2 separate regions of the Mus musculus genome follow, and region 2 is linked to region 1. The links are chromatin loops, found by intact Hi-C in ENCODE. Cell type or tissue: heart. All regions are shown on one strand. Links, peaks and the distances in the headings refer to the core of each region. The heading gives the core; the rest is flanking DNA.

The links. A loop is a pair of places that touch in the nucleus more often than their neighbours do. Peaks named below come from ENCODE experiments on the same cell type or tissue, not always from the same donor. Only the 100,000 strongest peaks of a DNase experiment are listed, where the experiment ranks them.
Region 2: it touches region 1 in a loop (2.6-fold over the local background); 5 of 42 quality-filtered maps call a loop at or near these places.

Annotation. Positions count from the first base shown.
Region 1 is chr16:30,050,188-30,065,832 of GRCm38, reverse strand. It overlaps Hes1 (hes family bHLH transcription factor 1), which reads right to left and starts at 476. Exons shown (of 4, transcript NM_008235.2): 1 at 135-476; 2 at 1-2. The coding sequence starts at 242. In heart, for the core only: no CTCF peak of the experiment used is centred there; DNase peaks (open chromatin) are centred at 3,342, 5,252, 6,312 and 8,672; H3K4me3 peaks cover 1,929 bases; H3K27ac peaks cover 4,833 bases; H3K27me3 peaks cover 466 bases.
Region 2 is chr16:29,876,430-29,892,074 of GRCm38, reverse strand. It overlaps Gm52263 (a long non-coding RNA gene), which reads right to left and starts at 3,409. Exons shown (of 2, transcript XR_003951965.1): 1 at 3,220-3,409; 2 at 2,105-2,827. In heart, for the core only: CTCF peaks have their summits at 4,922 and 5,122; DNase peaks (open chromatin) are centred at 5,154, 6,954, 9,354 and 10,374; H3K27ac peaks cover 4,855 bases.

The sequences.
Region 1 (15,645 bases), core at 2,918-10,917:
GACTGCAAAGGGGGAGAAAAGAGGTCCTGAGTTCCCACGGGATCTGCCATTTCACCCCGAGGTTTTAAGAGAAAAGTAAAAGGAGTCCCGCTGTGCACAACCCACTTAATTTCTAGACGCAGGTACTGTCTTACCTTTCTGTGCTCAGAGGCCGTCTTTGGTTTGTCCGGTGTCGTGTTGACACTGGCTGGGGTAGCAGCCACCGGGGAGGAGGAATTTTTCTCCATTATATCAGCTGGCATTTTCGTTTTTTTTTTTTTTTTCTTCTCAGTCCCCAGAGAATTTTATTTTTGGAATCCTTCACGCAAAAAAAAAATAATTTTTTTTTGCTTACGTCCTTTTACTTGACTTTCATAAGAAAAACTACTGAGCAGTTGAAGGTTTATTATGTCTTAGGGCTACTTAGTGATCGGTAGCACTATTCCAGGACCAAGGAGAGAGGTAGACAGGGGATTCCGCTGTTATCAGCACCAGCTCCAGATCCTGTGTGATCCGCAGGCCCTGGCGGCCTCTATATATATCTGGGACTGCACGCGAACGGCTCGTGTGAAACTTCCCAAACTTTCTTTCCCACAGTAACTTTCAGCCAATGGGAGGAAGAGACACGCGGCACCGCTCGTGGACTGCGCCCCCCCATTGGCCGCTAGGCACAAGGTCTGGCGGCCAATGGCGCGCGCCTGAGCCCGGGGCACCGGAGGCTACAACGTCAATCAAAAGGATTTTAACCCTTTGCTAACTCTTTCCTCTGGGCTTTGCTTAGTTTTAGTCTAGTCTATTTCTTTTGTGGCCAGGCCTTTGGTTTTTATTGTTCTTGCTGCATGCAATATAACTACTTTGTATAATAAGTTCATTTGAAAAATATTTTGAACAGATATAGGCCAAGACAAAATTTAGTGATTGAAAAAAGGAGGGAACAAGGTAAAGAGGATGTGTTACTCTAATGTCTTCCGGAATTCCCGCTCGAACTCTGTATGTTTAGGGGAGTCAAAACTGCTCATGAGGTTGGGGAGATACTAAACCCCACACGCTAAACATGCCCTTACCGTCCCCCCAAATGCCTTCACAGCCAGGGTTTTCGGAGCAAGGTGTCTTTTGGATGCTTGTCTCCCTCTAGCCCATTCATTCCTCTCTTGGAATTGCAACCTTGGACCTCACGCTTCTCCAGAAAACAATCAGAATAATTTCCTACTGGGCAGAAAGGAAATGGAATTTCAAACGAAAAAAAAAATGAACAAGGGGGGCTTTGATAGCAATGCGACAGGAGGGGCGCGCTCGTTCCTCCGCCACTCTCTCTACCTTTCTCCCCGCAGGCTCCCAGTTGGCAATACGGATAGACGGCGGGCAAGGGAGTCGGGGCTCTCCCCTCCTCACCCCGCGGGCGGCCAAGGCGGCCTCGGCGCCCCGCGCGCGAGCCCTTTAAGAGCTCCACCAGCCGAGCTGCAGTTTGACATCAGCCGGCCGGCGAGGGCGCGCCTGGAGTCGGAGCACGTGCCAGGATGTTTTATTGCCGCCGCGGCTGCGGCCGGGGCCCAGAGGATGTGTGTGTGTGCGTGCGTGTGTGAGTGTGTGTGCGCGCGCCCCGGGGGCAGGGAGGCGGGGGCCGGCGGCGGCCGGCCGGGAGGGAGCGGGGGCCGCCTCTGGTCCCCGGGAGAAGCCAAGAAGGTAAATAGCAGCTGCTGTGCTCGAGCCTGGGAAAACCCCGCCCCCTGCGCCTGGCCAGGGCTCATTGGCGCGCGCTGCGTGTGGGGTGTGTGCGTGCGTCCGTGTGTCCGGGGCCCCCTCCTCCGGCCCGGGCGAGCCAGGAATCCGCGGGGGCGGCGGCCCGAAAGCTGAGCCCCCGCGCTGGCCTCCCTTCCCCCGCCCCGGCCAAGGTCAATCCTTCCGGGCAGGGAGCGCACGCCCAAGGGTGGCGATCGGGGAATTCGTGGGCCCCCTTCCCCGTCCCCACCCCCCATCGCCACCCCCCACCCCCAGCCCGCCGGGACTCCGGGCTTGGGGATCTGAGCGTGGCCGAAACCACCCGGGTGACTGCGGCGGGGGAGGGGTCCGGGCGCCCGCCGCGGTCACGAGATGCCTGACCGCACTTAGGAAGCGGCCGGGTCAGCCTCCTGCCTCCGCTCGGCGGCTTGCGGTTCCAGCGGCTTCGCTGCCGCCCGCCCCTTCCCCGGGTCCCTCGCTGCGTCCAGGAGGCTGCCGGCGGACGGCTGGGAAGAGACGGGCGGCTGCGTGCTGCCGGCTGGCCGGGGCTGCGCGCCGGGAGTCGCCGCCGCCGCCGGGTGCCACGTGGCGGGCGCCGGGCCGGGAGCGCCAGGGCTCTGGCGGCGGCCTCCCTGGGGGATTTGCCGCGCGGCGCGGGCGGTGCGCACTGCCCGGGCGGCTGCCTGCCTCCCTCCTGCCTGCCCTGGCCTCCACCCGGGTGCCCCAGACCCCTCAGTTTTCCCGCCGCCGTGAACTCGGGGCAGCTCGGGATCCCAGCGCGTTGTTTGATCCCCGCCCCCAGTCTTTCCCGCGTCCGGGAGGCCTGGCACACAAGGCGCACCGGCTCGTCCCTTCGTCCCCTCCCCCAACCTCCCACTGAGATCATGTGAAAGATTTCTCCAGCTCTGGTCCCGGACGAGGTGGTGCTTCCTTGACTGCATGACCTTGGGCAAGCCCCCCCCACCCCCCTTTGTGATGGAACGCCAGACACTGTTAAACCCTGGGATTACCACGATGAGAGATAGAGTGGCCGCTCCCACGGAGTATTTATTCTCCAACCTACTGCAGGGGCGCACAGAACCGGGCTTTCTGGACAATGCTTGGGGATTCTGTTTTTCCCTTTGGGGGCTTAGATCGTGTTGCGGGGGGTTGAATCCGGAGGGGTGCCTTTAGGTCATGAAGCCTTCATCGGGTGTAGTTCATTAACAGTGCCTTTAGAAAGCTCGTTGCCAGGTATCTGTGTGGTATGGCTGCCATCTATAGATTCCCCACAAGATTCCCCTGGGAGTGCCTTTAAAAGAGGCAGTAGACAGAAGTAAAAGGATGTAGAGAATCCAGAACAATTAGTCATACGTTAAGCTTCTAGTAGGGCTACTGGTGGAGAGGATCTGTATTCTGTACCTCAGAAAAATATGGCTGAGGTGTTGGAAATATGCTGAGTCATGGGGATGGAGAGGAAGGGAGCTACCGATGGCGTTTAAGGCACAGAACCTGATGTCCTCAGTTATAGAACACTCACAGCGGGTGTAAATGGACATGTAAGAAATTTGAGATCACCACACACAAGACCCTTGGGCATCCTGCTTTATGAAGGACTCTGAACCTTCCCTTAAGACAATGAAGAGCCACAAAGGAGGTTCGCAGTGGAGAAAAGACATCAGGGCTCTCCTTAGGTGACCCTGAGGAAAGTGTCAAGAGCGGACTGCAGGGCTTGGAGACACAGGCCATCTAAGGGAATCAGACTAGTAGAGAGGGCTCCTAAGTGGCACAGGTAGGCTGACATGCTACCTACTTGGTTCAGGTTACCTGACCACTAACCACACACTCCACTGACTTGAGTTAGAAACTTGTTTGCCCTGGGCGAGCTGTTGTCTATTATTTCACAGGCTTCTAACCATTTTTATCTTCTAAGCCTCTCTTCTACCCGCCAGGACAGCCCTCCCCAGAGTTTGCAGATAAACCTTTACCTCAGTGTTTGACTTGCCTTTTGGGGAGAGAGGGAGAGAGAGGGAGAGGGAGAGAGAGAGAGAGAGAATATATATATGCTGCAGAGTGGGCCGGTCCCTATCTTGTTTGAAGAAATGATAAACAATGCCTTCTTTGTTACCCTGCAACCTGGACCAATGAGTTTGGGCACTCCTTTCATGTCCTAAACAGATGGGAAAGTAGTGGCTGCTGAAAGAAAATCGGTTGCTTTTTAAACAGTGGGGTTTTCCTGTATGTTTGAAAATCCTTTAGGTGAAAGGTGGGGTTACCTTCTTTTCAACCCCAATAACCTTCTTAGGCTTCTTTGAAAGCTATTTAAAAAACAAAACAAAACAAAACAAAAACCCTCAACAACAACATTCTCCCAGTGGGTGGGGTGGGGGCGTTTACCCCCTCTCCAGGTTCCCTCCAAGACCCTTCTTAGGCAATAAGGTCTGTTATGACTTTGACTGCTGTCTGCTCTTAAGCCCTCATGCCCCAACCTAGGATACCATCGTCCCTTCTAACGTTTCTCTAGTCTGATTCTATTGCCTCTTGGGCTTTGGTTCCTGGCAAACCAAGAAAGTGTGTGGAGGATGAATAAGTCACATAGGGTCTCCCAGTGCAGCCTCATGCTGTCCCATGGGTCAGGGAGTTAACCACAACTCCTTAACTGTCACTTTAGAACATTTACCCGCTAGAGTGAGCAACTGACTTCACATACACAGTTCTAAGTAGAGGGACAGCAGACCCATGTGATCAAACATTATGTATATGTTTGTGCCTCTGCACTGCCCTCTTGAAATAGTGTTAAGAAGCCATGGAGGTCCTGAGTCTTGACTCTGCTAAGTATTCAAGAACAAGGTCGCTTTGCAGACAGACCCCATAGATGAGGTTTTAGTCTCTTACTCTGGACAGAGAAGGTTTGTCAAATTGGTGCTGTCCACCCACCAACGCCAACGAGGGCAGTGAACTCAATATCCAGAAAGGCTTTTTCGACTTGAAAAGTTCCAAGGAATGTTTTTCAGTCATATCTTCCCCTACTCCCAAAGCAGGAGGAAGACGGAGTCCTGTGCCTCAGTGGGGATGTTTTGAGTGGAGGTCTTTTGGCTCCCATTATGGTGTCAATAAAACAGAATCTTAAACACTGCTTTGTGCCCAGTAATCAGTTGTAACGGGGGCTTCTCCCTGCCTGTCCCCAGTGTAACCCACCACCCGTGAGGGTCTGACTTCTCTGTCTTGCTTTATCACCTGTTGGCTTTTAAAGCATAAAACAAGTATCTGTAGCCTGGGAGAGACTCCCCTTTCCCCACTCGGTTTTTGGGACTGTTTTGTGGGTTTGGTTTAGAGCTAGGGAGGGGTGGTGGTGGTGGTATTTTGCCCGAGGACTCAAAGCTTTTTTTTCTTTCTCCCTCGCATGACTGACTTTCTCACACTCGGATTCCCTGCAGCCTGCCAGAGATGGAGGTTGCTGCCTTGCCAAGAGCTCTCCTGGTAGGGCTATTGAAAGAGCTCAGAGTAAGCACACACTGGGCGGGGTGGATCGCTCACCTCCCCTCCTACCTGCCCCGCACCTGTACTGGGAGCAGCCCTACACATATCACCTGATCACAGCCCTTTCAGACACCGTGAGAAAAATAAAGCCTAGGAGAGAAGAGACGTGTTTGCCTTTCCCCTGGGGTGGCAGCCAGCTAGCTCCTTGCAGCTGGGAGTGTCCAGAAACACATTTGACATTCCAGGCATCCTGTACTTGCATGTTTGTCTGTGGGTGCCTCCTGGCGAGACCGGGGGCAAGAAGGAAGCTGGAGATCATTTTCCTGTGGCCTCTTTTTTAGCCTGATCTCAGGCAGGCATTTAGATGGCATCTGGCATCAGTATCCTTTACTGAAATCATCATCACCATCGTCATCATGATGTCTTCTTAGATAAGAGTCTTTGAGCTCATCACAGAATCCCCAAAGAGAACTTCTCATAACCCTCAAAATGAATTCGAAATTGTTCCTCTATATGTCTTTATGTCCCCTTTGTGTCTATCTAATAAATATGTCTCAAACGAACAAGTGCCTCACCTTCTTACCCAAGGATGACCCCCAGATTTTGGGGTCAGAAAGGTTTAGGCAATCTGTGCCTCCTAGTGGGCACCCTAACCTCCAGAGAGGGAAGGGCTAGCTGGAGGAAATACAGCAATGTAAGCCTTGAGGCAAGGGGTGAGTTGTGGGGGGTGGAGGAGGCATAGCCCAGGCTTACCCACTTCGGTAGTACTGTGGCCCTCAGGTTGTTTTAGGGTGGGATTTACAGAGTTCCGGTCACCAGCCAGGGCCTGTATTTTAAAGTAGAGATATTAATAATGAGTCTTAATTTCTGCAACCCCAGAAACCTAAGCTGATCCCTGGCCAGCATTTAGATGGAGAAAGGAGAGAGATGTCTACTGGGAAAAGCAGGTTCGGGAATGCTTGGAACAAGAGTTTGGTTGCCATGCAGAGGCACTGGAAACAACTGCGAGACTGCATTCCATCTTTGATAAAAATAAGTCGCCACTTCTGAACAAAAAAAAAAAAAAAGGCTTGATTCCTGGCCAAGCCCAGACGGTGCTAAGAGAAGTCGGGAGGGGGTGGAAAACAGAGGCTTTCAACATTGGCTAATAGCCTGTAATGCTCCCCCGCCCCCTAACACTCACTGGAGCCAGCGAGACCAAGGGAATGTGCACTTCCCTAATGGGCTCTGGAGGAGGGTGGCTGCCAAGAAGACCTTCCTCAGCAGGGTGGGGGTGGGGTGCCCACGGTCTGCTCAACTCTCCCACTTGGCTGAGGCATGGGGGACTCAGGAGGCCCTAACTGTGCTCATAGCCAATAGCCTAACCCTCAGTGAGACTTCTGTGAGGTAAGCCTGAAGGCTCAGAGGTGGGGAAGGCATTTCCAGGCACCATGGGATGCTACCTCAGGACTGAGGGCAAGAAAGGTTCCAGCTGGGTTAATGACTGAGGCATGTGAGGACAGGCTCAAGGGCTCTGGGAAGGTTAGGAATGTGGGGGTGAAGCTAGGGCCCTCAAAACCCACGACCTGAAATTATGTGGCTTGCAGATAAGCCACTCAAATGGTGACATCAGACCCGAAGTCTCTCTAAAAATCAAAACCAAAATAAATATAACTGCCCAGAAAAATCAATTGAGTAAAATTCAAGAATGGATATGATATGCGCTGGGCCTGGTGATGCTGGTCTATAAATCCCTCTGAGGCTGGAAGATTACAAGGTCAAGACCCACCCGAGTTAAAGAGTTCAAGACCAGCCTTGGTAACTTAGATCGTGTCTCAGAAAGTCGAGGGCTGGGGATACAGCTTAGTCTTAGGAGGCCCTGTCTAGCATATATGAGACCTTACATACCACTCCCAGTACCTCAGCAGGGTGTGTGTGTGTGTGTGTGTGTGTGTGTGTGTGTATGTGTGTGTGTGTAATGGGTGAATACATACAACATATTTTCAATCTCCTCTGCTCCGCTCCATCCTCCAGTTTATCTCAGATTATAGGAAGCCACAGGCTCCAGGCACCACGGAAAGAGATTCTTCGTTCATGTAACAAGTGAGGAAACAGGCCAGGAGGAAATGGCTTGTACAAGTCCGTGGTTGCCTCTCTAGAGAAGGAGTAGCCAATCCTGGACCAGCCTCAGGCTCTCCACCTTTCGATCTAGAAACTCGCCCTACCCTCTCTATAGGAGAAGAACACTTTGGGTCACTGCATTACCCGGTATTTCAGCTGAGGAGGAAGAGGCCCTGCTGCGGTGCACCTTGGGTAATCTGAAGCATGGAGCTTTTAACAGACATCCCTGAGTTTTCTGGACTGTCTTGCCCAGGTTTGCTTATCATCCTGTCTTCTCTGTGAGGGAAGGAATCTTGACTCCTCAGTTCCAGGAGACAGAAAGGAGCCACAAGTACAGGCAGCCTGGCCCCTCCCAGCCATCCAAGCTAAGCCAAGCCACTTGGCCTTCTCTCTTAGGGTTAATCTTTATGCACTAAAACAATGGCTCCCAACCTGTGGGTAGAGACTGCTCTAGGGGGTCAGTCAACCCTTTCATGGGGTTGCATATCAGATACCCTACATATTTACATGATGACTCATAACTAGCAAAATTACAGTTATGAAGTAGCAATGAAATAATTTTATGGTTAGGAGTGACCTCAACACAAGGATCTGTATTAAAGGGTCACAGCGTTGTAAGGTTGAGAACCATTGCTGGGACAGGAAGATGGGGAGAGAGAATAGTTCTGTCCCTGGAATTTGAATCTTCAGATGCTAAGTTTTTCTCTCAGAAACATGACTTTAGGGGAGAGAACACACAGAGAGAGAGACCTTGCTTGAGCTTTGGGCTAATACCACATTTATCCAAGGGATGGGTAAGACAAATAATGATTTCCCAAGTTGCTGAGAGATGATGCTTGTGTGTGAACTATATATTTTCCTTTGGGATGCTGAACTTAGAGAACAGTTCAGGAAGAGAGTCCAGGGAGATGGCACAACTGTCTGCTATAGTCTCCCTCGGAAGATCTTAGAACGTGACATCGGCTTTCCCACTGAGGTTCCTTGAAAGAATTCTAGAACTTGTTCCCTTTCTCAGTGGTTAGTCATCTGCCCTGTGTGGTCTGTAGCACTGTAGTCATAGATCAAATCTCACAGAATGGAAGTGGGTTTTCATGGCGCCAGGGAATGGGGTGGAGAGACTGCATCCTGCTCTGGGGTCCGCATGGGGGGAAGAGGTTCCCGAGAGGTCACGGGATGGTTCAGGACAAAGGGAGACTCAGGACCAAACTTTAATCTCTGTCATCCCTTCAACTTCTGTGGGTGTGGTGGAGACTATTTTGGGTCCCCTTGGGGTTGCTCAGTATGTGGACATTGTGTGGAGTATGAACTGAGTTTTTCCTTTTGTGGGACTGAACTGCAACAGGGCCAATCTTGGCTGCTATCCTAGAAGGCCCATGGAAAATGAGCTCTCTGGAAACATGCTGGCGCATGCCAAGCTGGCCTGACCTCACAGGAGAGGCCTCTTGATCAAGTATGTTGTTAGCTCCTGGAGGAGGTTGCCAGGCACTGTGTGACTTGCACAAATATCCAGCTGGGCCTTAATCTCAGCAGGCTCCCACAGTCACTTAGGAACCAAGTACCCAAGTTCAAGTACTGTCCTGCATGATCTATACCCTCCTCAGTTACTCTCAAAGGCCTGCTGCTGGGGACAGCCAGCGACTTGGTTTCTGGACTGGTCTGTTGCCTTGGTGGAAGGCTCCTAGTCAGTTTGCCTTGTTTCTAATGAATGCTGTTGACTGTGAATAGAGTGAAGGTTAGATTTTTCCATTTCTGGTTAGTTGATTAATTCTGCACAACAAACTTTTTGAGCACCTAGTATGCGGGAGTCAGAGTTATGTATCTATTCGACAGTTACTTCCATATCTTCCCACTATACAAATGTTATTCATCTGTTTGGAATGGTGACATTCCAAGTTCATAGTTCAGAAATGCCACCCGACACACACACACTTCCTCTATTTTATTATTATTGAATGTTCATTTCATTATTTATTTACTTAATTATTATTTGTGTGTGTGTGTGTGTGTGTGTGTGTGTGTGTGTGTGTATGGTGCCAAGAATTGGAACCAGGTGCTCCCTAGGCAAGCAGTGTACAGTTAAGCTATATATGCTAAGCTGCATCTCACACTCCCAATTTCCCTTGATTCTCTAGTAAATGAGCTATTTGGGAAATAACCTCCTGCAGAGTAGACACTCTGATATCTGGATCATAAACACAGGAATCAGCTTCGATTTAAGGAGATCAGTTGTATGGGCAGTTAAGGGATCCTCAGGCCACACTTACTTTCCAAACTTTTAACTGCTTAGTCAGAGGGGTGGGTTTACCTTTGACCACGCCCAGTGATCACCTGTGGGCAGCCAGCACCCTCCTGGATACTCGTTTCCTGAGGAATCTGTGTCTGTCCGTGTTTTCCCAGGCCTATCTTTATTGATGGTTATTAAACACACACCAGCACACAGCAATGTGCAGGTACAAAGCAATTCCCAGGGTAAGGTACGTGGGAAGGAGCGAGATACTGCACTCTCAAACAATTCTCCTGTAATCGCAGCCTGCCATATCTTTGTAAAGTTAATAAGTAAGATTTAAGCAGGCAGGTCCCATCATGGCAACGCAGATAGAAAGGGTAAAAGTGCCAGTGGGTAGGCCAGGCATCCTCCTGGAAGACTGGCAGAGAAAACGAGAAGGGCAGCTGGGACAGGTGACCCCAGTGGGCCCTCACCCAGGCCATGCACAAGGGCAGCAGATGCCTGGGAGCTGAGACCCTACTTCTTGCGTCCCCTACCGTCCTGCTTCTCTTTTCCTGCCAGCTCCTCGTGGGAGATTCTGTGCAGTCAAGAAGTAGATAGTAATCCTATCCCGACACACTGGGTGAAGTGTGACTGGGGCACACAGAACACCTGTTTTTATAGAGCAGCCCAACACACCTGTGGTTTTATGGTGCCGAGTGATAAAGGAGGCTGTAAAGTCACAGGGGCAATGTCCTGCTATTTAAATAGAGCCTTCCTCTGGGAGTGGCGAGTGATCTCCAGCTGAGGTTTGATTGGCCCGATGATTACTCGCATTAGGAATGTTGGGCATAGACTGTGTATGTGCTCAGGAAAATCGGGCGAGCAGAGTACCTGCAAGGCTGACTTCCTTAGGAGACAGGCTGCCTGAGTTCAAGTTGGAACTTAGGTGATTTCTAGCTGTGTGACATAGTAATTCATAGTAATTCAATTTTCTTACACACACAAACACAAATAGAAAACATACAACTGTATATAATATATAAATATATATTTCTATATAAATATATAAAATATATTTTATAATATACTATATATTGTATATTCAAACATATATTTATCTATATAATATCTTATCTATTTATTTATGTAATATACTAACATATACTAATATATAATAATGATATATTATATGTAATTCATAGTATACATAATATATACTTGTATGTAATATAGGTATTATAGATATATGTATGTATTATGTATTAGCATATTTTAACATATGTAATATATGCATATATATATGTATATATAATACTTAAAATAACTTGCAAATATAATGTACATGTTTAGATGCTTTCATTTTTCCTATATGTGTATTTCTGATAACTAAAGTACTTCCATTCATCTAAAAACATTCACAGAATGTTAATATTGTCAAAGAAATAGATGGAGAAGCACTATAATGAGTTGGTCCATGCCCATATTTGATAGAACAGAAGCTTCAACCTGGTTAAATGAATCACAGCTCTGCAGCCAGGAGAAAGCTTTAAAGATGATCTGCCTCTGCTGTTTTTCCAGGGAGGAGGGTTGGCTAGCGCTTATTTGCTGGCAGATAGGGTGCAGAGCTTGGTGTGGCCTTGACTTCTTTGCAGTGAGCCTGGGCTCACAGAGAGGAACCGTATGCATGGTGCTAAGAGCGTCTGAAAGACTGTGGGCCAGGGTATGGGGTGTCCTTCTCCCACCTTGCCCAGCTCAAGGGACGGGGGACCCAGGACTCCAGAAAGATGCTCAAGCAAAGAAACAAAGCCCCAGACTTACTTAGGAAAGTAAGATTGGTGGATAAGATAAATATCCAAGACCTTTCTGGCTGGCTCCTTGTCTGTGTGGGTGGTCTCAGCTGGGGCACACCGGGGACAAGAGGCAGCGCTGTTCTTAGTAGTCAGCAAGACCAGCATAACCTGGGACTCATGACTGTACTAGATCGCTTGTTCACCTGCTCATTCAGCCATCTCCAGGCCTTCTGAAGGGAAGTGAGACACGATTCATGCTTGGCACCTGTGGGTGATGGATGGAGGTGATGCCCTCCATCCACTGCCCCTTGAGGAATGAGCTTCAGTTTGTTCGTTATTGTTGTTCATTGTTGCTGTTGTTGTTGTGATAGGGTTACATGAAGCCCAAACTGGCCTTGGGCTCCAAATCCTTCCACCTTCTACTCTTTAAGTGGTGGGATTATAGACATGTGACCCCATGTCAAGCTCGAGCCCCAGCTTTTGGCCAAGAAGCTTTAATTTAGCACACATAGGACACCATAGAAGGAGAGAGGGGCTCACTGATAACTGTGCATTCGGCATCATCCGCTGGAATTGGCTTTATCTTTGATAGAGCTGGTGTGCTTGGGACGTCCCTGTCACCATTGGTCACTTTGCTCCCTGGTGTGGCTACAGCGCAGCAATCCCACCTCAGGCACTTGTATCTGCCAGCCCTGGCTGAGAAGGTCCATTTTTCTTTAAGTGTGTGAATATTAAGAAGGCAGGTGTTCCATGAAATTCTTAGGCCATCATTATTCAATAGCTGGCAGAGGCCCCAAGGAGGGAGCCCTCTCCCACCTGAGTATCTGCCCTGTGAGCCTTGAACCTGACAAGTCTCGAATAGTTACGAAAGTGCAGTTATTTTCTGAACAGGTCAAAGACAAACTTTATGCTTTGTTAACTTGAGGTGGGGGCAGGGAGACAGAGAGGGGGAAGGGAGGGGAGAGAGAGAGAGAGAAAGACACACACACACACACACACAGAGAGAGAGAGAGAGAGAGAGAGAGAGAGAGAGAGAGAGAGAGAGAAAGAGAGGTGGAAAAATGGCTCCCTTGATTGTGTATTCATCTATGTGCCTATTTAATGATTAATACTAGCTCCTGGGCCATTGTTTGATGTGGCCTCTGCTGGTTTGAACAGGCGGATACTGATTCACTCTTCAGGCATTTAGGAATCACAGGTGTTTACCCTGAGACAATAAACGAAGGGGGGAGATACAATAACACCCAAACATGCCAAGTGCTTTGACCGGAAACGGAGGAATAACACCCTCTTAGGAACCCAAACCCATGTGGGTCCCGCTGTTTCCTAACTCAGAGCAGTACTGTGAGGAACGCCCCAGACGGGGGCTTGAGTGTTGCTGACGTTCTCTATTGCTTGTGGACAGATCTGAGGCAGTCTTCACCAGTTCTCATGGCTTGTACAGTCATCGCAACTTGCCACTCGTCTGCAAGAGATGCTAGTCCTTTTCTTGTCTCTGTGTGTTTTGTGTGCGCATGTGTTCGTGTGCATGTAGAGGCCAAAGGTCAAGGTTGGGTGATCGTTCTCTAGAGCTTTCAGCTGTATTTTTTTTTTTAGACGGGTTCTCTCACTAAACCTGGAGCATGACAATTCAGCTAGACTGGGTCACTAGTGAGCCTCTGGGAGCCTTCTGTCTCTGCCTCCCAGTGCTGGGATTAGAGGTATGTACAGGCTTTTGACACGGGTGATGGGGACCCCGACTCAGGCCCGAACGCTTGTATAGCAGACACTTTGCACACTGGAGCCACCTCTCTAGGCTACTTGAGAATCTCGTGTCTTTATTCTAGGGAGGCTCCGGGGGCGGGGGTGGGGGTGGGGGTAGGGAATTAGTGTAGCACTGTGGAAGACCGCCTGAAGGAGGGGCCAGCAAAGGACACTTGCTCTGAGAGAGCCTGCAGGATGACAGAGTCATGACATTAAAGGATTACAAGAACCACACAGAGAAATCAGGTGGGAGAGGCTGCAGACTCAAACTGTATGCTCTGGCCTCATAGAGAAGGCGTTCCCTAAAACACCCAGGGAACAGCTCTCTATCTAGACTGAGCAGGTGCAGAGGCAGGACTTTGCCTGCAAGCTCTAAAACCCTCAGGAGGCCCTAGTGAACTAGCAGGGAGGGAGCGAGAACAGGGAGTTACAGTGGCCCAGTGCTGGACCACCCAACTACACCTCAGCCCCACTGCTTCCTCAGACATGTTTGGTTTTTGTTGTTTTTGTTGTTGTTGTTGTTGTGTGCTGGGGATAGAACTCAGAACCTTTGGCTTGCTAAGCAGATACTCTACCACTCATAGCCTGTTTTGGCTTTTTTTTTAAAAATGTGTATCAGCCTGCTTCAGTTCATCACCATCATCAGCATCAGCATCCGCATCATCATCATCATCATCATCATCACCATCAGCAGCAGCAGCAGCAGCATTTTCCATGTATGGGTGTTTGTCTGAATGTGTGTCTGTGTACCACATGGGTGCATGGTGTCCTTAAATCTCCTGGGACTGAAGTTACAGACTGTTGTGAACTGGCACGAGGGTGTTAGACTTGAACTCAGGTCCACACTGGAAGAGCAGCCACTGCTCTTAGCCACTGAGCCATCTCTCCAACCGGGTTCAGCCTTTGAAAAGAGTCTCTTTGGTTGCTCTGAGGTAGACAGAGATGAAGGCAAGAATGCCATCGTGGCATTGATGGGGGGGAGGTATAGATGGCTTGGAGCAGCATGGTAGCCAGAAAGGGACTGGACTGGTATGTACCAGGAAAGTAAGCTGACCATTGCTGGAAGGTGTCCTAGGCGGCTAGAGATGAGGCCTCTGTCCTCCCTCACCACTCTCTGTTGTCCATCACTGGAGCCTTCCACAGTCTACACATTTTGCTTTATACTTCACGCAGATTCATGGTTCCTTTAATATAAAAACTCCTATCTCTGCCTCTCCCTCTGCCCAACCCTTTAAGTAAAATGCAATTTCCCCGTTCCCTTTGGCTATGACCCTTTGTACCCTGGACAGGGGCAGGTGGGGGAGGAGACACCGTGTTTTACTGGGACGAACTGTCAGATGGTTTCATTGCAAATGAACGCAATGAAAATTTTAAATTTTTAGAAGTTTTCAATAAACCAAAACGTATATCCTGGAAAGTGGGCCCTTAGTCTGCAACCTCTGAGTCCTAGCTCCCGTATGCCTACCCAGGGATTGTCAGTGAGCTGCTCTGAAGGTCACAATCAGCACAGCCAGCTGTGGGGTGTCCTTTCTATTGCTGCCCTTGGCTCTGACCATGTAGAGGTGCCACACTTGAGTGGAACTGGAATAGTGGCTGTCACCCTGCTTGGTTGGCTTGGGTCTGTACCCTGAAGGGGAACTTGTTGAGACTCCCCAAGTTGGCTGTTGTCACTCCCTCAAAATCAACCGAGCAGGAGAAAAAAAAACATATCCCAGCATGCCTTGGGAGGGGAGGCAGGTGGGAAAGCAGGTGTGAGGAGGCCAGCACTGAGGAAGATGTGAGGGCAGCTGTGTCATGCCTCCTGCTCCTCTCGCACCTGACAGCCTTCAGCTGCTCACCTGGAAGGCAGCACTCCCTGCCACCTTTCCCGTGGGAATTCAGTGCAGCGCTGCAACCCCTGACCTCTGGGCTGTTGCCAGCAGCTCTCCAGCCTTTCTCCCGTGCCATCACAGCGACATGATGTCATTTTTATTGAGGCAAGATTAGATTTAGAAAAAAAATTTTTTTCAGAAGCATATTTCACATGATATCTGGACCTTGCTTGAAGAATTGTCGATTTCAATTGACTTCAGCTTTTCCCACCAAAAGAATATACACATACCACACATACACACACATACAAACACACAGAGAGAGAGAGACAGAGAGACAGAGAGACAGAGAGAATGAATGAAAATATTCTTTTTGTCTCTTGAAGTGGTCACCCACATCACCTCTCCCTTGGTGTCACTCCTGTGACCACGAAGACATCAGGGAGCTGAGCACCTGTGCAGTGACACATGATGGCCAATAGACCCAAGACCCAAGAGTTCTTGTGCTATAACCAGAGAGGGACTCAGCCTGAGGCCAGTCACAGTGGTCCTCAGAGTGCCACAGAGGATGCTGACCTGCAGGACATGGCACAACTAAATCAGAAGCATTTTAAAACTATTTTCAGAATTCTTATGCTGAGTGGTGGTGTCTTACATCTTTAGTCCCAGCCCTGGGGAGGCAGAGGCAGGAGGATCTCTGAATTGGTTACACAGAGAAACATTGTCTTGAAAAACCAAAACCAAAACCAATCAAACAAAAAAGACAAAAAGCAAGCAAACAAACAAAAACAAAACACCTTAAAACAACAAAAACGACTTCTTCTCTTTGGAGGCA
Region 2 (15,645 bases), core at 4,430-12,429, 180 kb after region 1:
GCTTGAGGCTGGTGCTCCTGCAGGGGGTGGCTTTAGAGCGGTAAGTATCAATTCCCACTCACCAAGGGTGGCTTTTCTCCCCTCTGAATCAATAAGAATGAGTCTCAGGGAAGTCAGTGAACCTGCCATGGGCCCCAGCTGGGAAGCGAAGCTGGAGTGCAGATCCCACAGCCCCAGCTCATTCCATCTCATTTTATCTTAATGTGACTCTGACCTCACCTTAACCTTGGTCTAGATGCTGGGAGCCAAAGCCGTACATAGCCATTTCTTTGAAGCCTCTGTAAGCATAGTTGCAGAACCACCGGGTTTCCCTAGGTCCTACTTTCTGGTGCCCCAACAGTGCCCCTGCTTCAGCACTACCAGACAGCATGGCTCCTTATCAAGTTACCCAGACTTGTGTCGATAAGCATGCTCTGTTTTTTGTTCTTGTTTATCTGTGCCCTTTTCCGTTGGGACTACGCAAACACAACATTTTTGCTTTGAAACAGATTTGCTGAGCAGTCTCGTGGTTCATTAGTGCTTAAAATGCATCATTTCTCGAGTCTCTCTGTGCTCACTGTGGGAAGTGTCAGGACTCCACTGACTCTGAGGTTCCAGTGGTTCTAGGGGCTTTAAGGCATTTATAAGAGTTGTGTAGTCTACAAAGGTCCTGTCTTCTTTTCATCAGAAGATACTAAAGCATTCTAGAAATGACCAGCTTTCAGCAATCAGGCTGCGTTTGTCAGACTGCCTCTTGTTTCAGACATGGCGGTCCTTCTCAGTCTCCCATAGGCCTCTCCAAGTGTTCTGACATGGGAACCATGTGGCCGCCAGTCACCACAGGCCCTCCCACCCTGACACTGGCACATCTGTGTTCTGCCAGGGTTATAAGACCTGAGTTTTAGCCTCATGGCTGGCTGGCCTTTCTGTTTGTTTCCCCTTTTTGTTATATGTTTCTTGTTTATACTTGCAGGCAGCCCTCGCTTTGTAAGGACCACAGAATTGCATATAAGAACCCACGTGTGATACGTTCAAAGCTTGATGAACATGGTACGATGTGATGCAGAGTCTGTATGTCGTTGCTTTTAAACTCAAATGTGGATGAAGAATGTGAAAATAAGAACTCCAATTTCTTAAACAGAAAACAAGGTTCCACTGGCCACAAGGTGCCATGCCTGTTTGTGTTCTGAGACATAATTGACTGTGTGTGTATGTGTGTGTGTGTATGTGTATGTTTGTATATCTGTATGTGTATATATATATGCATGTATGTATGTGTGTTTATGTGTGCATATGTTTGTGTGTGTGTGCATGAGTATGTGTGTATGCAAAATGTATGTGTATGCATGTGTGTGTATATGTATGTGTGTCCATTTGTGTATGGGAGGGTAGGTGGATGCAGTCTTTTCACATATGGAAGTAGAAAGTAGACAAATATTACAGGGAGTTACAAGGAATGAAGAGCTGACTCAGGGGAGTTGCTGTCATTGTTGTCTGGGGAGAAGAGCCAGAGAAGGCTTAGGAAAGAGTTACCACTTAAGAAGATGGAGAAGAGTCCATATGGAGACACAGAGAGAGAGAGAAGGGGGCTGTGGGTCAACAACATGAGCCAGCAGAAGCTCAGGTGAGAGTTCTGAACCCTTGGTCTAAGGTGTGCTCAGTGACACTTGACCTGCAGCTGCTCCATCAAGGAGGACCTCTGCTTCTAAGGTTCGTGCGCCTATGATGGCCAGTGGAGTCTCAGGAGCCTGGGAGGTGGCACCTTCCTGGCCTGGTTTGATTCTCAGAACAGGTCCATGAGGAACAAGGTCTGCTTGGTAGATGAAGAAGCAGATAGTCAAAAGCAGAGTCTTGCTATCAGCAGCAGTTGGCTGAGCTAGAAGACATAGCTTTCCTGGGGCTCGGTTTGCTCCATTCTGAGAATTTGGTGGACAGTTGCATCTGATGACTGTAAACTGTCCAGCTTCACACATTTTTGTTACACCTCGTTACTGTAACTAATCTCTCCCCAAGGAAACACCACTGAAGGAAAACACGCAAATCAACAAAGGCACATATAATGGTTTCAAATTTTCTTGTCCACCTGTTTTCTTTATAGTTTTTTTAAACACATAATTAATAATACTTTAAAAAATGGTATTGGTTTTATTTTAGAGTTCTTCCCTAAAGGACAGTTAAAGGTTTGTTTTGATGTTTGTTTGTCTTTCAAAGAACAGTGCCACTAAAGAAGTTCTTTGTCCCGTTGCTGAGCTGTTTTTTCACTTGAGGTAGATTTTCCTTTTTTAGCTGGTAATTATTTCAGGGCAGCTGTTCTGGTTTCCAAGTATATGAGCTGAAGGGTCCCTTGAAGAACTCTGAAGAAATCTGCTTCTTTATGGGGACTTGCCCAGCTTCTCCTTACCAGGAGTCTCAACAAGGAGCAACCCCTGCCCCCCATCACTCACTTCCCACAGATTAGCCGGGTTTAAGTCCCAGTCAGAGTCAGCAAGATGAGGCTGTCAGGAAGCCCACCCTGGCTGGGCTGAAGGCTTTGACCACGTAAACACAATCTGAAAGGGCCAGGGAGCTTGAAAGCAAAACTGTAAATGATCCCATGTGTGCTTCTTGGCTGATTACTCCTCTGGGGTGGACCAGAGACGAGGGACCAGCACAGAGGGTCTCCCTGTGCTTTGAACAAGATGCGGCTACAGTCTTGCATCTATGTTTGGGGGTGTTTTCCAAGTGAAAGTTCATTAGGGAGACAGGAAAGCACGTTCCACTAATATCCATCAAAGCAGGTCTTGAGTTTCAAAGCTCAGAAGAAACACAATAGTGTTGAAGTAAATGGTATGCGAAGGGTCTCCTGCCCCTAAAAAGCAAAGAGAAGCAGCGTTGTAATTTGGATTAATTTTTAAGCTAGCTTTTATTTGGGACAAATACATATGTCTCAGGAAAATGTGTGTGTCCTGGGCACTTCCGTCCATGGGTGGCTTGAACTAAACATTCTAGAATGTTCTGGTTCGTTGACTCATATTTCCTTCTGTTGGTACCAAACCCAAAGGGCTCAGAGTTTCCCACACTTGGTTCTTCTCCATCATGGTGATGGTTATCAATACTTATTGAATTAGGGAATAGTATCAGGGCCAGGTACACATTGGACCTGAGCACTGGGTAGGCTGGTGAATACACTGTAAACAGAGACATCTGAGGGATAGGGAGCCCTAGTGACTTTACAGAGGCCTGGGCTTTGGAGAAGCATACCTTTGTGCCTCTCCTCGAGCCTGGGAATGCACCAGATGCTGGTGAACATTAACCAGGCTGCTGACTGGAGGGATGGTCAGAACATCCTTTCCGAGGGCTGGTGGTGTCTTCAAACCCCACAGTTGGCTACTCAGGTTGCTCTGTAAAATAAGATATCATTTACTTAAGTGAGCATCTACACAGAAGAAATGTGCTCATGTATACACTTACAAATCGCAGTGCCTGGCACACAATAGGTGCTAACTAAATGGGAAGTTTTATTTCCTGTGGGAAAAGTGGGAATTGGGATACTAAGGTTTAGGGAACACCTACTCCATGGTACACATGCTACAATAATAGGCCCTTGGGGCCTGGATAGAGTGCTCTCTGTGACTTAAGACCACTCTGATACCTGGCAGCAGGAGCTGAGCATAGAAGAGACAAACACCTCTTGCTCTCCAGTGACCTCTTTATTTGTCCCAAACTAATTTCAATGCCATGACTGACAGTGACGCCAATGACGGTAATTTTCCATGTATGAAGAAGTCTCTGACTTTAAATTTTTCCCAGGCTTTGGATGTTACCAATGTGTACACCAGGTCTTGTGTAGCAGTTTCCTCAAGACCGAAATGCCCAATCCTGCAGAAAAGCTCATCGGGACAGGAAGTAAACAACTCAAAATAGCTTCAGGAAATCCCTGAAACTGAGTAGATTTACTAGGTACCCACCCCCCAAGAATTTATAAACAGTAAAGCCAAGGAACAGTCACCTTCAGACAAGCCAAAATGCAGAGAAGAGTCTTAAATAAGATACGCTGTAAACAAGAAACAGAAACCAGCCAAGTTATCTGGAAGAGGTTTACATAGACTGGACCACCTGGAAAGGACACTCTGACCTGTTGAGCTGCCTGCAGGCTGTGCAGGGTGCTCCACATTCCCAGCTCTGTAAGCTGCCACCAAGGCTGTGGTGAGCTTTGGTGATGCAGCTGACGTTGAATGATTCTTGGTCCTGTGAGTAACCCCTCACCCATATTCTTATATGTAACTCCAATGAAACTCCTGGCTCATTAAGTTGGACTTGGTGGTCTGTCATGGGCTTACTACCTAGGGTAAGTAGGCTGGTGTATGTGTGTGAGGAAAGTGGTGGTGGGGAGAAGTTGTGTGTGTGTGTGTGTGTGTGTGTGTGTGTGTGTGTGTGTGTGTGTATGTGTGTGTGTGTGTGAGAGAGAGAGGGGGGGGAGGTTTCCCCAGGAAAAGTCAGTTACACACCAGGTATAGGAAGGAGTCAGTGTCTCCCCAAGGTTCCTCTCTCAGACACTAACATTTTCTCACAACCCTTATCATTCAGAACTCAGTACCTCAAATCCTAGACAAACAATCCTGAATTGTCTTGTTGGGCAATTTAGGAAAATCAGGGATTGGTAGAAAATGTAAGTAGGTCCATGAGAGAAAAACCATCATTTATTGAGTTGTTCAACTGACATTTGGTAGATCCACACCTATGCGCCAACTATTATACTTGGTGCCCACATTGCAAAGATGAACGGAACCTGATCTTTCTTCTCAAAACTAGTAGCTTCTTCCAAATTTGAAAGCACTGAACAAATTATAATAGTAAGATTTAAAAATATTTCTGCATATGGGAAACTTTGGTTTTGTTTAAAAGCACAGTAGCAGACATGAATGGACATCTCACTCATAGAATTCTAAATGGCAGACACAGAAACTTGCCCAGGGCTTATAGGAGAACAGTCAGGCAGTTGAGATGTGCTTAGCTCTAGAGAGAGCTTTCCAGAGACACAGCTTGGGTACCTGCCAGAGGGTCCCAGCAAGCAGAAGACAGAAAGAGAGAAAAGTCCTATAGTGTGTGCAGGAAACTATGAAGAGCCTCCTATTGGTGATTCATAAATCCCGAAGCAGGAAATGAGCACAGAGATAAGAGAAAGCTGGAAACTTGGCTTGGGCTGCTCAGCTCGGAGGCAGCTCAACAGGACAGAGGATGTCCTTCCCAGTGGCTCAGCTGGTCTGAACCTCTTCTAGGCAGCTCCATCTACCCGGTTCAGCAAAGTGTCTACCTATACCAGTGAGCTTCCTCCAGTGGGCATGGGAGCCCCCGGAGAGTTTCAGTCAGAGAGATGGAGTGATCTGGTATGCACTTTTTGTTTGTTGAGACGGGGTCTCAATAAGTGACCCTGACTGAACATTCTAGAACCCACTGTGTACACCAGTCTGGTCTCAAAACTACTGTCATACTGAGCCTGCTATTAGAAGAATGGCTTTAAGTCCTAGCGCACCCTTATTGGGCTTGATTCCTGCTTTAGACTACAGTGTGGAGACTGGCTGAGGCGTTTGTTTTGAAAGTGTATCTTGACACTTTTTAGGTAAGAGGCAGATGAAGTTTTCAAGTAAGGAAAATTTTCTTACTTACATTATGGTCACACATGCACAGACAGCTCTCCAAAGGCTGTGGTAAAGAGCTACTAGGTACCAGGAGAAACTCATCTTTTTGTGTCATCACAAAGAACCAGGAGCCTGGCAGTGTTGGGGATTGAACCTGGGGCCTCAGTGCATGTCAAGCAAGCACACCATCACCCCCAGCTACACTCCTAGCCCTCCAGTCCCTTATCATCAGATTTGAGAGTCGGGTCTGTGGTACTTCCTGTGTCACACAGAAGCAGCTCACAGCTGGCTTTTTGTACTTTGGTTTGGGAAAAGTATGTAGGGAAGTAATTCAGCTTTGTCCCTTCTTCCTTTGATCCTTCCTTCCTTCCTTGCTTCCTTCCTTCCTTCCTTGCTTCCTTCCTTCCTTCCTCCTTCCTTCCTTCCTTGCTTCCTTCCTTCCTTCCTTGCTTCCTTCCTTCCTTGCTTCCTTCCTTCCTTCCTTGCTTCCTTCCTTCCTTGCTTGCTTGCTTCCTTCCCTCCCTCCCTCCCTCCCTCCCTCCCTCCTTTCTTTGTTTCTTTCTTCCTTCCTTTTCTTTTTTTTTTTTTTTTTTTTTTTTTTTTTTGTAAATAAGTTCCGTGTCTCTGCTTTGCCATGTTTTCTGTGATTGCTTTCCTGGAGCAGTCCAAGTGTGGGGTGTGAGCACCTTCTAGACCGGCTCATTTCTCAAGCCTTCAGCAGTTACTCACTCTTTCCCCCTGTATGTTCCAGAAGCAACTTCCAAGCAGCAAAACTGATGAGGAATTTTTAAATCTCCTCTCCAGGTCCCTAGACGGTCTGATGCATTTTTCTTACATCCTGATCTTTCCGAGAGGAGGCTACAGGGTGGCATCCTCTATTCCAGAACACTGGGTAACTCCAGGAAGAGGCAAGGAGGGCACTCTGAATGCTGGAGGGAGAGGGAAGCCTGTGAGCACCGTTCCCTGAGGTGTTGGGAGGAAGAAGGGCACTCAGTGGCTAATATACCATCTCCTTTCTACTCATGACAGGAATGAGGAGTTTCTCATTCCTGTGTCTGGCTCTGTACCCCTCATGGTAGCACGATGAATTGGGGTGTCATTGAGGCTGCTGAAGGCCCAAATTGGGTGTATGCAGCTGCCACATTTTCTACCAGTCAGGACTCTAAAGCAGCAGAGGGGAAGAGGTTTGGTTGGTGTGGTTGCTCTCTGTAACAGCCAGGGTGAAGGTGATAAGAGGGGTCACTTGGAAGGTAGCAAGCCATCAGCTGAGATGGGCCGAGGCAGTAGCTTTACTCAGAGGGTGAGTCCTTACCCATTTGAGACCCAAAGCAAATTCTCCAAGCCCTGTTGTATTTGGCTAACAGCAATCCCCAAACCACAGGCTCCAGGGCTACGAGCCAGCGTTCCAGAAGAAGCCACCCACGGAAGAAGAGAGATGGAAAGAGGAAGCCTGGCTCTGTGTGTTTGGAGACAATAGCTTTTAGAGATTCTTAATAAGGCCTCAAGCAAAATCTTGTCAACATTTATAGCTGCTGACCTGGGTGGGGGATTAACTGGTCTTCCTTCAAGTAAAATAATCAAAGAGTTATGGGTCCATCCTCTGTGTCCCAGAGCCTGGGGGACTTGCTCCGATGAGGAGCCTGGGCCTTGGGAAGCTCCTCTCTCTTATCCCTTCAAACTTCATTTCAAATAATTCTGTAAACTTTTAGAAATAGCTCCTCTGGGGGAGGGAGAGATGGCTCAGTCGATAAGAGCACCGCCTGTTCGACCAGAGGTCCCGAGTTCAATTCCCAGCAATCACATGGTGGCTTACAACCATCTGTAATGTGTTCTGATGACTTCTTCTGGCCTGCAGATGTACATGCAGATAGAGTGCTCATATTCATTAAATAAATAAATACATACATAACATAACATAACATAACATAACATAACATAACATAACATAGTTCCTCAGGAGTGGAGGAAAGGTTTGGCATCATCTATGAGGGGCTCGAGCAAGAAATCCAACCTCACTAGATAGGGTGCTGCGTGCCTTTAATCCCAGCACTCAGGAGGCAGAGGCAGCTGGACCTTTGAGTTAGAGGCCAGATTCCAAAACAGCCAGAGCTACAGAGAGACCCTGTTCGAAAAGCAAACAAAGAAACAACAACACATACAAAAGACAGGAACAAAGGAAGGAAGGAGGGAAGGAAGGAAGGAAGGAAGGAAGGAAGGAAGGAAGGAAGGAAGGAAGACAGAAAAAAGAAAAGAAAGCCTTAGCTTAGTCAAGATGGCTGGCTATGTGAGCCGTATAGACAAGCCACATAGACAAGCTCATGGAGATGGATGCCACAGCGAGAGAGAAACCATCAAGGCATCTCACGGGTCAGGTACCTTTGTAGTCTCTCAGGTTGAAAAGAGCCCTCAGTACCACCTATTTAAAGGAGAGGAATTTGCACTGAATTCTCAGTCTTCAGATCCTGCCGACTTTGAACCTACTTGTATCTGTGTGATCACACACACAAACATACCCACACAGAGATGCACACATGTGCGCACACACACACACACACACACACCACTACACTTCATTTGCCATAGTACACCCTCCCCCATAACCCTGTGCAGTCAGGAATTCAATTCAAAGCAAAAGGGATTCTTGAGGAGGGGGGAAAAAAAAAGGAATTCCATAGTGGTGAGGTTAGGGTTACAGCCCTTGAAGCCAGATGGTTTCCTGGAGACGTCAGGGGAGCTGGGTGAGGTGGCATGGGGGACACCATCCGGGAGCCCCAAGAGCTAAAGCTGGCACTTGCATGTGGCTGGCATCTGCTTAGTGCTGTGGATGGTACCTTCACAGCATCTCCATCTGCCTCCAGCATCCCCAGCCTGGGACCTAAGTTGCTGTATTCTATTCTCCACCCATTTCTGAAAACTGCCTGCTCGGGTGCTACTTCAAAGTCCCCTGGGAATGCCAAGTCGCCAATTAAGCCTCTTTGAGGCAGGTTCTCATTCCTTCCCCACTAATTGAAATGTTACTCCTTTTACTAAACCCATAAACCACCCAAACACAACGGCCTTCCTCATTTGCATTGTAACAATGTCCCTAATGTCCTTCCAAGAGCTTTACGTAGAGCCGAACCTTTTCTCTACCCCCCCCAACCCCCCAACGGTCAAAAGCAATTCCGAGGCAAAGGCCTTCATTTCCATCCCTATACAGCTGCTCATTAGCCAAGGTGGAATAAATTCCCTTTATTCTGGATTCATTTCCCAGGATGATAATGTCTTTTTTGTCTCAGGCCACTGTTCCCAAACTGGCCTTAATTGCTGATAGTAATTGAGTTAATGAGTATTTACAGCCGGTAAGGTTAAAAAAGGTCTCCTGTAGTTTTATTTGTGACATTTTATTTAACCTGCAATAAAATCATTAACAAGTTGTCCCCGTGTTAATTTTCTGGCCCTTCATCTTGTCTCTGTCTCTTGGGAAAGTAGGGTGAAGGTAGATGGCTCGGTCCTGGGGGTAGTTCTTAGGTTGCAGGGATGGGGAACCCAGCCTCATCCAGGTTTTCTTCTATTCAGAGAGGAGGGCCTCTCCCAGTGAAAGCAGATAGCCTGGGGCCACGATGCTCCACAGTCTCCCAGGCGCTTGGCCAAGTCACAGTCGGGGTGATGAAATCCCTTCAAAGCCACTGGGCTGGGCCAGGCTCAAGCTCCCTACCAGCAGCGCCAGCCTAAAGTGGCCCACAGGTCGGGCACAGAGCCGAGGTGTCAGGCAGTGTGAAGAGTCTGTGCATCGGTGCCTGCCAGAGAGAAGATCTGAGATGGGGCTGGAGGAGGCACCCATGCTTGTGGGCAATGCTAGGGCAAGCCAGGGGCTTTCCACACTTCACACTGGGAGGCCTGAGACTTGTCTGTGGGAGTCAGTCACTCCTAACCTTCATGTCTGCTTCCTTGCAAGCCACAGTGGGAGAGGTGGAGGCCCCTTTTCACAGTGGGGTTCTGGTTTCTTTGTTACTTCTTTAGAGTGAAGCTGGCTTCCAGGAAAAAAAAAAAGAACCTCAGAGGCCACTCCCAGATAACAGCAACTCCTTTTCTTCCTTGTGTGCTCTGCGTGGGGGGCTACTGGTGGCGTCTCCTTCAGAGGTGTCCAGAAACAGTGTTTGGGGGAATGATGAATCACACTGTAGCGGAAGTATCCAGCAGTTCCCTAGCATACACAATGGCTTTGGTTTCCTGGACATACAACTAGACTGTCTAGGCCTTCTTCAAGTTAGATGTCACCAGGTGACAGCAGAAAAAAAAAAGGTGTGCATAGGAGGAGATCCAACAACTTGCAGCCCAAAGTTAAAAGCAGCAGGGTCCAGCCAGCTGAAAATTGTCACACAAGGAGTTGAGACAGTCCCACCCTTCCTGTATGTACACATTAAAAAAAAAAAAAACTGGAATTTTTTAAATTTATTTTTTATTTTATGTGCATTGGTGTTTTACCTACATGTATGTCAGCGTGAGAGGTTGGGTCACCTGGACCTGGAGTTAACAGTTGTCCGCTGCAATGTGGTTGCTGGGAATTGAATCCCCTGTCCTCTGGAAGAGCAGCCAGTGCTCTTAACCACCGAGCCATCTCGCCAACCCTTCTGTGGAATTTAAACCACTCTACGCTCTGGGAACTATCGGTGGCAGGAGCCTACTCTACATTCCAACAAGTACAGTGTGCCCTGCGCTGTGCCTGGGAATGGTCGTCTTGCTTGGGATTCTCACCCTCTGAGACCTTTCCCATGTGGCTCTGATCCGGGCCCCTTTGCAAAGCCTTCCCGTGGGCAGAGGAAGCAGAAAGCTGACCCGACTCAGTCATTACCCTGGCATCCTACCAATGCCACTTTTGCCTGCCTGTAGGCAGATTAAAGCATCTGGCCAAGGCGTAACGTTTAGAAATTCAGTTCTCGGGCCACTCCCCAGACTCACTTCATCAATGACATTTCTGAAGTCAGGCTCCCTGCATGAACAGACTGGAGAAGACTAAACTGATTTCTGGAACAGTTCAGCCTGTCAGGAGTTGGGGATAGGAAGGGGGGTAGGAGTCATTCAAAATCCACTTGTCCCTTCATCTTGTGATGGACAGACAGACAGAGACCCAGAGCCAGGAAAGGGCAGAATCAGCCTGAGGGCCCCTGGCTTGAGCCTGGTGCTCCTTAACTGAAGACAGAAACAAGGTACGTGCCATGTGCTGTCATCAACTGTCCCTTTGCAACTGCTGATACCTGCTTAACATTCTTCATGCTCTGTAAATCATCCGAACATACTTGTCTCTGAGCCTGATGTTCCGGTCTTCACAGCCGGTACCACAGCACTGTCTCCTCTGGGCACATTTCAAGTACAGCTCCTGTGGTTTCTGTAAAGTCAAGGTTGAGCATATTGGGCAGGTCGGCTTTTCTCGGGTGGTTGTTTTCCATGCCCACCTGGAATCAGGGGCTGCTGAGAAAACCTTCTTCAAGGCACGGGGGAGGGGCTGCTTATGGTAGGAAGTGTGGCAGCTGTAGACTGCTAGACTGTCAATTAGTGTCTTTGGTCTGACAACAGTGAAAGAATTCATCCCATTTTATAGAGGAGGCAACTGAGGCTCAGATAACTTTGCCGAGTTACTCAGGTCTCTGCTAGGACCTTTTTGACTTCCAGCTCTGAGCTCTTCAGTCTACCGGTCAGTGGGCAGGTTGCCCTCTTCTAACCCAACTACATTGTCTCTTCATGTCTATGAAGGTCCTGGCTTATTTTCTAGAGCCAATTTTCCAGAGTTCAGAGGTACACTGGCCAACACAAAATAAAATAAAAACAAACAAACGAAAAAACATATTCCATGGGTGGCTCTGGCTCCCCATAGCCAATTATATTCTTTATTGTTGTTCGTTTTGTTTTGTTTTGTTTTGTTTTGTTTTGTTTTGTTTTGTTTTGTTTTGAGACAGTGTTCCTGTGTATCCTTGACTGTCTTGGATCTCACTTTGCAGACCTGGCTGGTCTTGAACTAATTCGCAGAGATCCACCTGCCTCTGTGTCCTCAGAGCAGGGATAAAAGGCATGTGCCACCATCACCTGGTGCCAGTGATATTCTTAATTGTTGCAGTGACTTCAAAACTCATGCCTTTTGCCCTCATTACTTCCTCTCCAGGAACTTCTGGGGAATCAGAGTCTTGGAGGTTTGGCTAAGAGGCCATAAAGTGTGTGATGGTTTTGCTTTGTTTCCCCCGTTGACACAAGCTAGAGTCATCTAGGAAGAGGGAACTTCAGTAGAGAAAATTTCCCCCCATCAGATTGCCTGGAAGCAAGTCTGTGGGTCATTTCCTTGATTAATGGTTCACAAGGAAGGACCCTGCCCACTGTGGGCAGTGTAACCCCGGGACAGGCAGTCCTGGGTTATATAAGAAAGCAGGTTGAACAAGGCAAGAGGAACAAACTAGTAAGCGGCACCCCTCCATGGCTTATCCTGCCTCCAGGTTCCTGCCTTGAGTTTCTGTCCTGACTTCCCTTCATGATGTATGCTAAGAAGAAATAACCCCTTTCCGCCACAAGTTGCTTTGCGCTGTGGTGTTTTATTCCAGCAAGGGAAAGCCACTGGGACAAAGTCTAAGCCTGAGTTTACTCCCAGCCTCATAAGCTCTTGGTGTGTCTGTGGCAGGCGCCAAGTGTCAGTAAAATGTGCTTGGTGAGAGAATGTGGAAGACAGGACCTGGGTTAGCTCGTCTCCATTAAGAAACAGAGGCAATGAGCGTTTTCTTCAAATCCCATGGCTGGAAACATGCAGAAGGAAACCACACAGCTCCTTTGGGAAGGGGATGTTGAAGATGGATTGTCAGCTTAAGAGGATCTGGAACAATCCAGGAGTGAAGCCTTGGGGCATGTCTGTGGGGAAGATTTCTAGATGGCATCAATATCTTTGTTGCTTTCCTTATTGCTGGTCTGAAATGCTCTTAAAGAGCAACTTCAGGGACCGAGGATTCATTCTGGCACATAGTTCAGGAGCAGTCGTGGGGAGGCCAAGACAGCAGAAGCTTCATGCAGCTGATCCCATCGCAGGCACACACACAGTCAAAGCAGAAAGGAATGCATGCATGCTGCTATTTAATTCTCTCAATTTATACAGTCCTGGATTCCAACAGGGAATGGTTCTGACCACAGTGACTGGGTTATCCCACCTCCATTCACGGAACCGTAATCAAGGCAATCCCCTCCAGCTATGACCAGAGCCAGTCTTCAGGGTGATAAAACTGACAACTCACACTAACCTTCACTGTGGACTAGGAGAGGAAGACCCACCTAAATTCGGGTAACACTGCGTCATGTGCTGGGGGCTCAGACTGAATAAAGAGAAAAAGAAAGCAGAATGATAATTGGTCTCCCTGTGCTTCCCGGCTACAGATGCATCGTGGTCAGGGCCTCATTCTTCTGCTGCCATGATGTCCCAGCTTTGGTGGCTGTACCATGGAGCTGGAGCTGTGAGCCAAATACACCTTTCCTTTCTATGTTGCCTTGGTTAGACCCTTTGTCATGGCAATGGGAAAAGTCACTGCAGGATGTACATCACATGCCTACCCTCTTAAATACAGGTGTGTGTGTGTGTGTGTGTGTGTGTGTGTGTGTGTGTATGTTCCTCTCTGCACCTTCTGAATCCATCTCTTCTCTGCCAGCAATTTTTTTTTTATTGTATGGAATAAAAAAAGATTTTTTTTGTTTGTGTGGATAACCTTCCCCCTTCCACGGATGGGGTCGCAGTCACTCAAACACTGGGGATGGAGAGTGAAAGGGTTGAGAGGTTAGATCTGAGGGTGCCAATAGCACCCATGCTTTGTATGTGATCGATTAGTTTAATGAAGGAGATTTGCTTCATGAATACATACTTTAACAGTCACCACGCATGGCTCACTGGAGGATCTCTGTGAGTTCAAGGCCAGCCTGGTTTACATAGTGAGTTCCAGGACCACATAGAGAGACCCTGTCTCAAAGACATAAATCCATCATGTGCATTTTCCATTTGATATATTTTTGGACTTTTTTTTTAAAAACGAAAGAGAGAAAAAAAGAAAGAAAGAAAGGAAGGAAGGAAGAGAGAAAGAAAGAAAGAAAGAAAGAAAGAAAGAAAGAAAGAAAGGAAGGAAGGAAGAAAGGAAGGAAGAAAGAACGAAAGAACGAAAGAACGAAAGAACGGAAGAAAGGAAGGAAGGAAGGAAGAAAGGAAGAAGGGAAGAAAGGAAGAAAGGAAGAAAGGAAGAAAGGAAGAAAGAAAGAAAGAAAGAAAGGAAGAAAGGAAGAAAGGAAGAAAGGAAGAAAGGAAGAAAGGAAGAAAGGAAGAAAGGAAGAAAGGAAGAAAGAACGAAAGAACGAAAGAACGAAAGAACGAAAGAACGAAAGAAAGAAAGAAAGAAAGAAAGAAAGGAGAAAAAAAAACCAGAATCTCGCAGTGTCAGAGACCTGACAAACTCTTTCAGTCTTAGGCAGTCCCAGGAGAAAAGTCATTGCATTTCAATGGCTGGGTCCCTGGGGCTAGAGCACAGGATCTCAGGCTTGCTCTGAGAGCACTGGAACAACAGCTGTACCTCCAGCCCTGTGTCAAAACATCACAGCTGTCATGGCGAACACATCTCTGCTCACAACAGTGAGCTGTCTAGGACTTGCTTTGTAAGCGGTAGAAGCAGAGACAGAGGTAAACAGAAACTCAGATGTGCTTAAGTCAAAACCTAATTCCTTTCTGAACCATTTTTTTTTTCTTCTGTGAGTACATAAACGTGGTGTCCTGGTTAGTTTTTGTCAGCTTGACACTGTTGAAAGGAATCTCAATTGAGAAAACATCTCCATCCAATCATCCAATTGATGGATGATTGACGTGGGCGGGTCCAGCTCACTGTGGGTGGTGCTACCCTGGGCAGGTGGGGCTGGGCTGGATAAGGATGCAGGATGAGCAAGCCACAAGGAGCAAGCCAGTAAGCAATGCTGCTCTGTGCCCTCTGCATCAGCTCCTGCCTCCAGCTCCCTGCCTTGAGTTCATGCCCTGACTCTCCTCAGTTACCGACAGTAAAGCTCTGAAGTGAAGGAAGCAAACCCTTTCCCTTCCAAGTTGCTTCCTGTCATGCTGATTCATCACATCGATAAAAGACAAACTAAGACACATAATGATCAAGAACAGCTTTTCTAATTTAATTTAAGGCTTAAGAACAGTTACTCTAAAAGTAAAGGCATATCATCTGACGAGTCTCTCTCTCTCTCTTTGTGTGTGTGTTTGTGTGTGTGAGTCTGTGTGCATGCATGCTCACACATGTGCATGCATGTCTGTATGTGAAGGTTAGAAGAACTGTCTTCCTCAATTATTTTTCTTCCTCCTCCTCCACCGTTCTCTTCCTTTTTCTCCTCCCCCTCCCCCTCCCCCTCCCCCTCCCTCTCCCTCTCCCTCTCCCTCTCCCTCTCCTTCTCCTTCTCCTTCTCCTTCTCCTTCTCCTTCTCCTTCTCCTTCTCCTCCTTCTCCTTCTCCTTCTCCTTCTCCTTCTCCTTCTCCTTCTTCTCCTTCTCCTTCTCTTTTGAGTGAAGGTCTCACTAGAGCTCACAGAGATCCATCCGCTCTCAGTCCATGGATCCAGACCCCTCTGTCATTTTCTGTATCCTCCTTTGATAGGGAATCAGAGAACTCAGAACTGCAGGTCTGTATTTGGCCATCAGCACATCTCTAGCTCCAAGGGTGGGGCAGACTCTCTTCTTTGGGGGACTAGAGCTGGAGTGAGCACGGTTTCAGGTCAGGCCTTCTCACAACGGCTGAGTAAAGACCCTAAGGCACACCAGAGTGCCAGAGTCTCGCCCCTCAGTGTTCCCTCCAAAGAGAACAGGAGATAAGCACCCTTGTAAGACAGTTGGTTTCATTTGGTGGATGGGAATTCAATGGCTCCCGGGCTCCATTCTACTCATCCTGGCTCCGGCTTAAGTTTTAAAACTAATTCTCTCAGCATTAATCTGAAAGGATTCTTCAAACAAAGGCTCAACATCTGAGTCTATTTACCCAGTGTGCAGCTGTGTCAATTGGCCAAGACAAAGCCGG